Linked DNA regions of Homo sapiens: region 1 is linked to region 2. The links are chromatin contacts, found by Hi-C in ENCODE. All regions are on one chromosome and are shown on one strand. The core of a region is the stretch at or near the end of the contact, and the rest is flanking DNA. Distances in the headings are between cores, read along the strand shown.

The links. A loop is a pair of places that touch in the nucleus more often than their neighbours do. Pooled maps may share reads with other maps.
Region 1: a loop to region 2 is called in a pooled map, with 7 times the contacts of the local background. The contact joins the enhancer-like site here to the promoter of FAM199X in region 2. A Hi-C loop is called at or near these places in 3 of 50 pooled maps.

What each region holds. Positions count from the first base shown.
Region 1 is chrX:107,670,948-107,676,447 of GRCh38, reverse strand. No RefSeq gene overlaps it. Among named protein-coding and RNA genes, the nearest start is that of PRPS1, 45 kb to the right of the region's middle. RefSeq lists silencers at 34-93, 3,261-3,310 and an enhancer at 2,307-2,506. Within about 2 kb of position 1,812, at least 34 of the 41 ENCODE cell types and tissues checked have a DNase peak (open chromatin) inside an H3K27ac peak, as active enhancers do.
Region 2 is chrX:104,164,236-104,169,964 of GRCh38, reverse strand. It overlaps FAM199X (family with sequence similarity 199, X-linked), which reads right to left and starts at 3,512. Exons shown (of 6, transcript NM_207318.4): 1 at 2,983-3,512. The coding sequence starts at 3,179. RefSeq lists an enhancer at 3,170-3,670 and a silencer at 3,235-3,724.

The DNA.
Region 1 (5,500 bases), core at 563-3,062, 3.5 Mb before region 2:
TATAATCACCTGGGGAGCTTTTACAAATCCGGACACCCGGGTCTCACCTTACACCAATGTTATCAGAATCCCAGGGGGTGAGACCTAGGCAGGAGTGTTTTTCTAAACTCCCCAGGTGGTTCCAATGTGCAGCTGACTCTGAAAACCAGCAGTGCAAGAGCTCGCTGCTCAGAGCTGGTCCCAAGCCCGGCAGCATGAACCACAACTGGGAGCTTGTCAGAAATGCAGAATCTTGAGCCCCAGCTGGGATCTACTGAATCAGCATTTGCATTTTAAAAATAACAGCCCTATTAAAGTATCATTCACATGCCATAAAATTCACCCTTTTAATGTGTACAATTAAGAAGTTGTTAGTATATTCAGAATGTTGTGTAACCACCACCTCTATCTGGTTCCATTTTCATCACTCCAAAAAGAAACCCCAGACCCTTTAGCAGTCAGTCCCCATTTCCCTCCCCACAGCCATGGGCAACCGCTGCTGTACTTTCTGTCTCTAAGGATTTGCTCCGTCTGGATGTCGCAATTACACACATTACGGTTTGCAAAGCACTGGCATGAAAAACCCTCTAAAACAAACGGCCCTTACTCCCTTCCCACAATCATTGCCATGCAGCCATGAGGGTCCAGAGTTGCTAGATTCTCTGCTTTTTTGCAAAAGAAGCCAATATGTGGATTTTTATGTGAAATCTTCCACTTTTTAAAAGGTTGGCAACTAATTCAAATTTATGGAAAACACTGTTCAGGCCAAACAAAACCTGCCCAAGGGCTGGATTCAGTCTGTTAGCCACCAGTTTGCAACTTCTGACAGTCACCAGGTTCTTCCCAAACCCACCCAAATCCTTTCTACTCCAGCCATAGTCTTTCTTTTTGTTCCAGTTTCCATGAGTGTGGGAAAATTACTGCTTAGTAGCCTCCTTATAAAATCTTCTCATCTTATTTCTCCCTTCTCCAAATGGACAGCCAAGCATTTCTTGAGGACCTACTATGTGCTTAGTGCTTTATATATTTTGTGAATCACTTAAATCTTCACAACAACCTTTAGGGCAAAGATTATTACCCAAGTTTTAAAGACGCAGAAACTGGAGCTCAGAGAGGTTAAGTAACTTTCCTGATGTTGCACAGCCACTAAGTGACAAAGCCTGAACTCTTTCCGCCTCACTACACTGCCTCTACTTCACCAATCTCTGCCCCGAGGCCCCATCTTTCATCTTTCTTCCTATTCTGAGCCTTTTCCCTTTTCCCCAGATGATGGACATGGCTGTCTGATGAAGACTCTAGACTGTCACAGAGCATGGTCTCAACAAGCTTAGGACCCATGTTTGCTGGGGAGAGTCTCAGCTTCAAACACTCGGGCTTGTTTCCCCATAAGTACATTCATCCTTGTCAAATATGTGTCCTGATCTTTGCTTTGGAAAATGTGGTCCACAGAAGTGAGCTGTGCTCTATTTTGACGCTGAATCTTACTCAGCTTGTGGTCAACTCCCTCCTTCACTTGGTGTTTTCCTTGTTTATTTGTGTCGAGCCAAATTATGTTGTTAGGTTTTGTCACTAACGAACCCCTTGCACTCATCCCTGCTGAATTTCACCCGGGTTTCACAGGACCTTCTTCCTCTAACCCGTCCAACTGGAAGTCCCTCCCCTCTCTGCTGTGGGTTTGGCCCCCCTCCCAACCTTCTGTCATTTTCAAGTCACTTCAGGCTTCGGAAAACTGTCTCCACCCTCCCAAAAGGTCCCATCTGGTTTCCTCCCTTCACTGCTCTGGAAACCCTACATAGGCCTCCCTGACTGGGGGAGGGAGGGCAACCTCCCTGGGAGGAGGGGCCTCCCTGAGAGGGAGTGGGGTGGGGAGGACAGGTAAAGGGAAGCAGAATCTGCTCCCCTAAATTGGTTGGGGGTGGAGGAGGATCTGGATGTGACTGGGAGTGTCTGCAGGCTGTAGCCTTTGGCTGGAACCTCTCCTAGGCCAGCTTCAGACTTAATCTGGTCCCAGGAGGGTGTCAGGGGTCCATGGACCTCTTTTTCCGATCAGAGGGATCCTTAGTCCTGGGGGACCATTTGGCAGAAGGTCCTTTAACTCAGTCCTGGCCCCTGAGTACACCCCGTTGTCTGAGCACTGCAGGCTCCCAGGCTGGTTGCTAGGTGCAGGGCTCAAACAATGTAGTGTGACAGTTCCGCAGCCCACCTCAGGGGCCTCCCCAAGCCACAAGGGTGTGGTTTGCAGTCTGGGTACATTCTGTACCCTCACTCTGGGGGCGGGTTTGTGGTTCCAAGTGCTGTGCAGCCGAGCCCCGCCCATGCCTTTCCTCTCCAGCTACAAAAACAAGCTTGACACCAAGAGGGGAGGAATTGAGAAAATAAAAAATAATAATAAAAAAAAGGCTGTTACTGTACAGCTGGTCCCTGGAGACTCCAAGGTGGCCCCGCCCCTTCCCCTTCCTCTGAAGGTTTCCCATGGGTGGAAGGCCAACAGTGTCACTGGATGTCTACTGCTGGTTCTTTCCTTCCCTTCCCATGCATTTGAATGGCTGCCTGAGCCACAGAGCAACAACCTAGAGGAGATGCCAAGCAGTGCTCTCTAGGGACTTGCTGCCACTGTCTTCCCTAGAGCCCCTGAAACAGGGCTTTCCTTTCTCTGCCAGCACTAGGCATCTCCACATTCCTCTGGCCATTGCTCTGACTGCTAGGTTCTCGGGCCTCTGCACCTTCATCGTTATTATTAGCATCGTTATATCAGCTACCACTGATTGAGGGCCTGTACGGTACTGGGTGCTTCCACCCTTTCACCATTTAATAATCACTTCATGAGGTAATCCTAGCTGATGCTTATCTCACACTTACTATTGTAAGTGCTTTGCACATCTCATTTAATCCTCAACAGTTTTGAGATGGGTCCCTGTACTGTTTTACAGCCAAGGAAACTGAAGCACAGAGAGGTTAAACACTGTGGCCAAGGTCATACTCTACTAAGTGGGAGAATCAGGATTTGAACCCAAGTCCGCTACACTTGAATCGATGATCTTTCTGCTGGACTGCCTCCATTTCCCCCCAGACAATCCTGAAAACTGGATACCTTCTATCAGTTTTTTCACTGGAGAATAGGCTAGCTAACTTGGACCTCAGAGGAGAGGACAGCTCCCTGGAGAATCTGGAAGAGGCAGGAGCGAAATTTGCTCAGTTGCAGGGATTCCCCAGGACTCCCTGGGAGTCAGGCCACACCCAGTTGCTTCTGCTGGGCTGGCGGTCTGTCTGCTCTGGAGTGGGGTGGGGTGGTGAGGTGCACACCACACACACACACACACACGCACGCACGCACGCACGCACACACGGAGGGAGGGGGGAAAGGGAGATGGGGTAGGTGAGGAAACTCACCGTCCCAGAGCTCTCTTGCCCCCTCTTCAGGCAATAAGCTCTCACTGCTGTTCCTGTCCAGGTGACCAATTTTTGCCATAGGAGGCCCTATTTTTAGACCTCAAAACCCACCACCAATGTCTGGGCTGCAAGCTCAGTGGACCAGGCTGCTGCACGGGCTGTTTTGTTTTTGTTTTCGTGGTGTTTTAAAATTTTTTACCATTTGAATCTCTTTTTTTTTTTTTTGAGATGGAGTCTCTTTCTGTCACCAGGCTGCAGTGCAGTGGCACGATCTTGGCTCACTGCAACCTCCACCTCCTGGGTTCAAGTGATTCTCCTGCCTGCCTCAGCCTCCCAAGCAGCTGGGACTACAGGCGCATGCCACCATGCCTAGCTTTTTTTTTTTTTTTTTTTTTTTTTGAGACAGAGTCTCACTCTGTTGCCCAGGCTGGAGTGCAGTGGCACGACTTCAGCTCACTGCAAGCTCCCCCTCCCAGGTTCATGCCATTCTCCTGCCTCAGCCTCCCAACTAGCTGGGACTACAGGCACCCGCCACCACGCCCAGCTAATTTTTTTTTTTTTTTTGTATTTTTAGTAGAGACGGGGTTTCACCGTGTTAGCCAGGATGGTCTTGATCTCCTGACCTCATGATCCGCCCCCCTCAGCCTCCCAAAGTGCTGGGATAACAGGCGTGAGCCACCGCGCCCAGCCTAAAAATTTTTGCCATTTGAATCATTTTTAAGTGCATAATTCAGTGACAATAAGTACATTTACATTATTCTGCAACAATTACCACTCTCCACCTCCAGAACTCTTTTCATGTTGCAAAACTCCATACCCATTAAACAATAATCCCCCCCACAAACCCGCCCCCAGAGTGAGGGTAGAGAATATACCCATTCTCCCCTCCCCCTAGCCCCTAGTAATCACCATTCTATGTTCTGTCTCTTATGAATTTGACTATTCTAGGTCCCTAATATAAGCAGAATCATGCAATATTTGTCCTTTTGTGTCTGGCTTATTCAGTTAGCATAATCTTCATGTTGTAGCATGTGCCAGAGTTTCTTTCCTTTTAAGGCTGAGTAATTGTCTACTGTATGGATATACCACATTTTGTTTATCCATTCATCCATTGATAGACACTTAAGGGTTGTTTCTACCTTTGGACTATTGTGAAGAATGCTGCTGTAAACACATTGGTGTACAAGTATCTGTCCGAGCCTCTGCTTTCAATTCTTTGGGGTATATACCTAGGAGTGGCTGTTGGGGCCGTTTGCCCATTCCCGAGGCAGCCTAGTGGTCTGGCCCCCCTCAGAAGAAAGTTGCCTTCCCAGCTTTCTGCCCCAGCTCTGCTTTGTCTCTGTGCACACAACAGCACCTCTTGGAAAAGCACCTTCTTTCACCCCACCCTACCCCCCGACCCCGTCACCAATGAGTCCCAGCACCAACTGAGTGGTGACTGGTGACTGGTGAGCCTCTCTGGGCTTCCTGTTCTATTTTTCTACCCAGTGTACTTATGGTCACATTCCCTCCCCTTGAAGACCATGTCAGTCTCTGGTTGCCCTCTTGTCAGCTCCCCAAGAGCCAGGACCACAGCCGCAATGGACTTTTAAAAGTGGGAGACAGGGCCGGGCGCTGTGGCTCACGCCTGTAATCCTAGCACTTTGGGAGGCCGAGGCGAGCTGATCACCTGAAGTCAGGAGTTTGAGACCAGCCTGGCCAACATGGTGAAACTCCATCTCTACTAAATATACAAAAATTAGCTGGGCGTGGTGGCGTGTGCCTATAATCACAGCTACCTGGGAGGCTGAGGCAGGAGAATCACTGGAACGTGGGAGGCAGAGGCTGCAGTGAGCCAAGATCATGCCACTGCACTCCAGCCTGGATGACAGAGCAAGACTCCATCTCAAAAAACAAACAAACAAAAAACTGGGAGACAGTGTGGTACAGCAGTTAAGGGCAGGGGCTCTGGAGCCAGACTGCAAGGGTTTGAATGCTGCCTTGTCTAACACCAGGCAAGCTACTTGACCTTGCCATGCCTGTGTCTCCATCTGTAAAATGGGGATAATAATAATATTTATCTCAAGTGGTTATTAGGAATTAACTGATATACACAAAGCCATCAATGCAGTACCTGGTACATAGTAACGGC
Region 2 (5,729 bases), core at 2,263-4,762:
CTTAGGAAACTGGCTGTGTCCATGTAATGTATTTTCTACTGAACCTAGACCAGTGACATACCAACCTACATCACAAATGACTTTAATTTGAATACTGGGCCGGGCGCGGTGGCTCACACCTGTAATCCCAGCACTTTGGGAGGCCAACGTGGGTGGACCACCTGAGGTCTGGAGTTCAAGATCAGCCTGGCCAACATGGTGAAACCCTGTCTCTACTAAAAATATAAAAATTAGCCAGGCATAGTGGTACACGCCTATAGTCCCAGCTACTCAGAAGGCTGAGGCAGGAGAATCGCTCGAACCCAGGAGGCGGAGGTTGCCCTAAGCCAAGATTGTGCAACTGCACTCTAGCCTGGATGACAGAGCAGGACTCTGTCTTTAAAGAAAAAAAAAAATCTGAATATTGCAACCATTCAACCTCAGGGACTGTTAGTGCTGTGACTGTCTTTGTTAATGAAAATTGCAAATATAGCCCAGAATCCAGTAAATGAGTAGGCACAAAATTGTCATAATCATAAGGTCCTTATCAAGTGCATTATTTTTAAAATCTCCACATTTTTCTTATCAGGTACCAAGAAGGAAGCAAAATTAAGGTTAAGTCAAATATCTACCAATTAACAAGCTTCCTACTTCCAATGAAAATTTGTTTTACAATCACTAAACCCAAGGCAGAATTTCAGCACTCAACTATTTGAAATCTGATTTTTGGGTTGTTGCCTGAATTGACAAATGATGTGATGTGAAGGAAAAAAGTGACACATACAACTCCAAAATAAAAGAACTCCCTAAACTTTGCCCGATATATGATTTAGCTGTGTGCTTCTCCCTGAAAAGAAATGGCTGGAAGCCTATGGTCCTCTCAAGCACCATCTTGAGGAGGGGTAAGAAAGCAGAACATTGCAGAAGGATAATACATTTAAAAGGCAAGGTAGCCTAGGACAGAAACATCATGTGCTGTGAATATCGCTAATTTTGCTTCCCCTACTCTCTGCTGAAAAGGATACAGAGCATTAGAACCCCTGCCACCATGCCAAGCCTTGCGAAAAGTAGGGTAGGAGAGGGAAGTTAAAAAAAAAAAAAAAAAAAGCAAGCAGTAACTAGGAAAAATGCTTGACTTGGAAAAACTGGGGCTTGCAAAGAACCTCCTTCTCCCCTCCTCACTGCCCCATTGAAAAACAGTCCTGACCTCACCACAGTCTTTAAGGGAAAGAAAACACAGGAAAAAACGGGGAGGAGGAAGGAACAGAACAAGTTGTAAGAAACATATTATTCTCATAACTTCACTCCCCATCACCTCTACCCAGTTTTGGCAGTACTTACCCACAGCCTCTGCCCTCACTCCCTTGCCCTCATCATCACAGCAGGATCATTCTGAAATTATTTAACTTTCCTGGGTATGTGACTTGCTCCAAGGCTGCAAAACTTAAATGCCAAATATGTACAAAGGTATTCTTTTACATTATTTTTCAACATAAATAACCCTAAGCACACTTGATTTCATGAATATGTTACATTCACATTACAGTGACATCAGGGGTTAAATAGGCTTCTGTGAGTTGGTCTAGGAAACCATAAGTTCTATTTGTAACACTGGATCAATTAGTTCTGCTCCAAGTTTAATCATTGGCTTCAAAGGAATAGTCTTGGATTTGCTTGACTAGGTTTTATGACCTTGAACTCAATCTTTTCTTTCTGGGCCTGTTTCTTCATTTTTTGCAATGACGATTTAGAGTAGTCATAATAAATTTACTGCCACTTCCTTTTGAGATGTGTTATACTGATATTCTGATTATTTAACTATAACACCTTGTTTCCATAGACTATAACTTTCATTTATGTAAGAAACATCTTTTACACATTCCTTGTATCTGGTAGAAGCTCATTCAATCTACAGACTGATTTAAGGGAAGGGAGGGGAGAAATATGCTAAAGACATTAAAATATGGAAGAATTTGATCAAACTCACATCATAAACTTGGATCAGAAGTCAGAACTAGATTTCTTAATTTATCTCCAGTATTTTCCATAGCTGAACCCCTCTCCTAGAGCCTTAACCACACACCCCCCCAGCCCTTTGTATATGTATCTCAAATATCCACCTATGTTAAAACTTGAGGCTGTATCTAGAACGTCTTCAACCCACCCCCCAAGATTTGATCTAACACGTAAATGCTTGCATGAGAGAAGTCTCCAGAACACTACCTTCTACTGAAATCAGTTAGGAGGAGATACACCCTCTGAATAAATTTGTGTAAGTCAGTCCATCCTAAGCCTTACTCTGTCTCTTCAAAGGGGAAGGAAACCAAGGGATATGTCATATGAAGGAATCCTCCAGATTTAAGCTTACCAATTTTGGCAGAGCCTAAAGCGCTAAGGCAAACAGTTAATAAAGGAGGAGGAAAAAAAGAGAGAATCGACTAGTTTCCTAGCGCTCAACTAAAAAAAAAAATGGGGTAGGGGTGGTGGCGGCGGGGGGAACAGGACTGTGAGACAGATTAAAAATAGGGAAAATGAAGCTTCTAGCTTTAAATGTTCCACCTTTCAACGCCACTTTTCAAAAGATCTATGGATTGATCTTGAGCCATCCAAATTCCTCTACAGCGTACCGGAAATGGAAGGGGTTAAACTTTTGCAGATGGATGCAAACAGGGGCGTATCTAAAAATCAAGGGTGGGGGTTTGGGATTCGTAGGGTACAGATGGGGGGAGGGAAGGGAAGCAAGGGAGGGAGAAGGTAGGGAAGGGAGGAGTCGCTATAGCCAGAATATGAATGAGGAAAAGAGAGTAAAACGCCGGTCGAAAGGAAAATAGGAGGGCAGGGGTGAAAATAGGGAGGGGGGGCAGGGAAGGAGGCCGGGAATGAGCGCTGGTCGAAAGCAGGTGGGGGAGGGGGCGACTGGAAGCGCAGCCCGGGACGAAGGATCAGGAGCGGGGGGCGACCAGAAGTGGAAAATCCACCCCTGCCCTCAGGTGCAGTTCGTACCTGTTGGTGTGGAAGCGGTGGAGCGGGTCGGTGCGATGGCAGGAGGACAGCTGGCAGCCGAAGTCGCTGATGTCCAGGCAGCCCGGCTCCTCGCTCGGGCAGGTGCCCACCCCGCGAGGAGGTCCCAGGAGTGGGAAGGGCTCCTCGGGGGTTAGAAACTTCTCGTAGGAAGTGATGGCCGAGGCCTCGTCGGACATGGTTGGAGATGGCCTGGCTCGGGCTCCCTCTCTGGCCCTGGGCTGCTCCCGCGCCCGCCCCTGCCCCCACTCTAACCTGTCCGCAGTCGCCGACGCTCCGGGGTGTGCCCGTCGCAGCTCACTGGCAGGCTGGGCGTCGCGGCCCGCTGCTGCTTGCCGGGGTGCGGGGCCGCGCGAAGAGGCTGCTCGAGGCCACAGCGGCCCACCGGCCACCCAGTTAGCGCCCCGGTGGCCTCTGCAGCTTCCGCCGCCGCCAGACTCAGCCCGTCAGCGCAGCGCCGCCGCCCGGCCCGGCCAGGCCCGCCCCGCCCACTGCGCTCGCCGCTTGCGACTGCAGCAGTCTGCCCGGCGCCCGCAAGGAGGGGAAGGGCGGCGGGAAGCCACTCCCCGTGCCCCCTGCTGGACCGGAGGAGGAACTGAACCTCCGCCCGCCGCGGCCCCAAGCGGCCCGCCCCGCCCTCTACGCATCGAATCAGGGATTCAGGCCGCTAGAAAGGCTAGGCGCCTCTGGCCAACCTCCTCCTCCGCTTTCTCACTCGTACTCGACTACTAAGCAGGAACCGCAGTCCCAGAAAAGGGACTTGGCCAAGGTCACACTGCGGGTGCGTGAGAAAACATCCAGATGCCCTGGTTCCCAGCGCACTCTTTCATTCTGTCCCAATTCAACAAGTATTTATTGAGCTCCTGCAGTGTGTGCCCAGCACCGTGCAATGAGGTGTAGGAGAAATCGTCCAAGCAGGGAAAATAGTCCCTTCCTCACCCTTGATCACCTAACTCCAAGAACCCTACGCTGCAGCCACTCGCCTACTCAGAGCTGCTGGACACGTCGTACTCTTTTGTGCTTTGCGCCTTTTGCTCATAGGCACCCTGCTTGGAATGCCCTGCCATTTCTCCCCTGCTAATCCTTCAAACTCCAGCTCAAACGTTATCTCCTCAGTGAAGCCTTCCCTGACTCCCAAAGGAGACTAAGGCACACCTGCTAATTTGCCCCCTCCCTCCCGTAGAAAATATATTATGGAGCTTAACTTGTTCAACTTGAATCAACTTGTTAGGTGTTATATAGTGTACTTTGCTGTTTATCTCATCTCTCTTCTCTATATTCTGGGCAAGTGATTCCTGTTCTTGGATGCGTAAGATTAAAAAAAAATAGAGGAAACCCCAAGATTACTAATTTCTTACTTTGCCCAAAGAAGACAATTTTTAAAACTACCTAATATTATTTTATAAAAGGAAGCACATTTTCATATAAGAGCATAATTCTTCAATAAAAGCAATTCTTTGCATTAACTATATTTATGAAGAAACTACATTGATCCTTCAGGAAAGCATAGAACTTAAATAGGCGGAAAGGAGGGGAAAAATGAAAGAAGGCAGGAGGAAGAAGAGAAAGAGGGCAGGAGAAGTGGGGGGTTGTCACTAAAACAAGCCCCATTCAGTATTAAACTCTGTGCCTTGCCCTACCAATGCAACTTATAGTGAAAACAGCTTCTCCAACGTGCCTTTAAAATGTATACATTATCTTGCTTCAGTTACTTGGTTGTTTGACTGTTGAGCATGCCGGCTTTCTTTCATTGAGATTGCAAGAAGGTGTGTTGCATTGTGTATGTGGCTTTCAAAATGAATCATTCATTAATATCTAATGAGGCTGACCAATTTAAAACTTGTGGAAGTGAGGCTGATGATGGTTTGTTCTATGGTCCCTAATGCACCAATCCCCAGGGGTCTGAGGCCAGTGAGGCTGAATGGGCCATGGCTTAGTCCCCAAAAACAAGAGACTTGATTATCCAAATGAAACAAGAGTCAAGTGCTGCATGATAATGCAGGCACTCAGGTAATAGCACCAGGAACTGTTAATAAGAAGCTAACGAAATAGTCTATTTTATTTTATTTTATTTTATATTTTTTTGAGACAGAGTCTTGCTCTGTCGCTCAGGCTAGAGTGTATTGGGGCGATCTTGGCTAACTGCAACCCCCACCTCCCGGGTTCAAGCTATTCTCCTGCCTCAGCCTCCTGAGTAGCTGGGATTACAGGCATGTGCCACGACACCTGGCTATTTTTTGTATTTTTAGTAGAGACGGGTTTTGCCATGTTTGCCAGGCTGGTTTCGAACTCCTGACCTCAAGTGATTGACCCAACTCAGTCTCCTAAAGTGCTGGGATTACAGGTGGAGCTACTGTGCCTGGTGGTCTAATTTAAATATATATACCTTTTACACATACTATAAGAGGTGGGTGTTTTTTTAAAGCGGAGTCTAATGAGAGAGTCTGTGAGGTTTCTACAAGTATGTGTTTTACTTTTGTGTTTAAGCATATTCTGAAGTATCTGTATGACCACATGATAACTAACTGCTGCCACATGATTAGGACATGTATTTGAGTTTATTTTCACAATGAATTAGCATAAGATAATACTACTTTAATTGTCATGATCCTGTGAGAAGACAAATGAGGTGCACCTCATACTTGGCATCTTCCTAAACAAATGAAGGGTTGCAGTAGTCTGAAGAGAATAAAGTGATGGGAAAGTGGAGTCAACCCCAAGACATACTT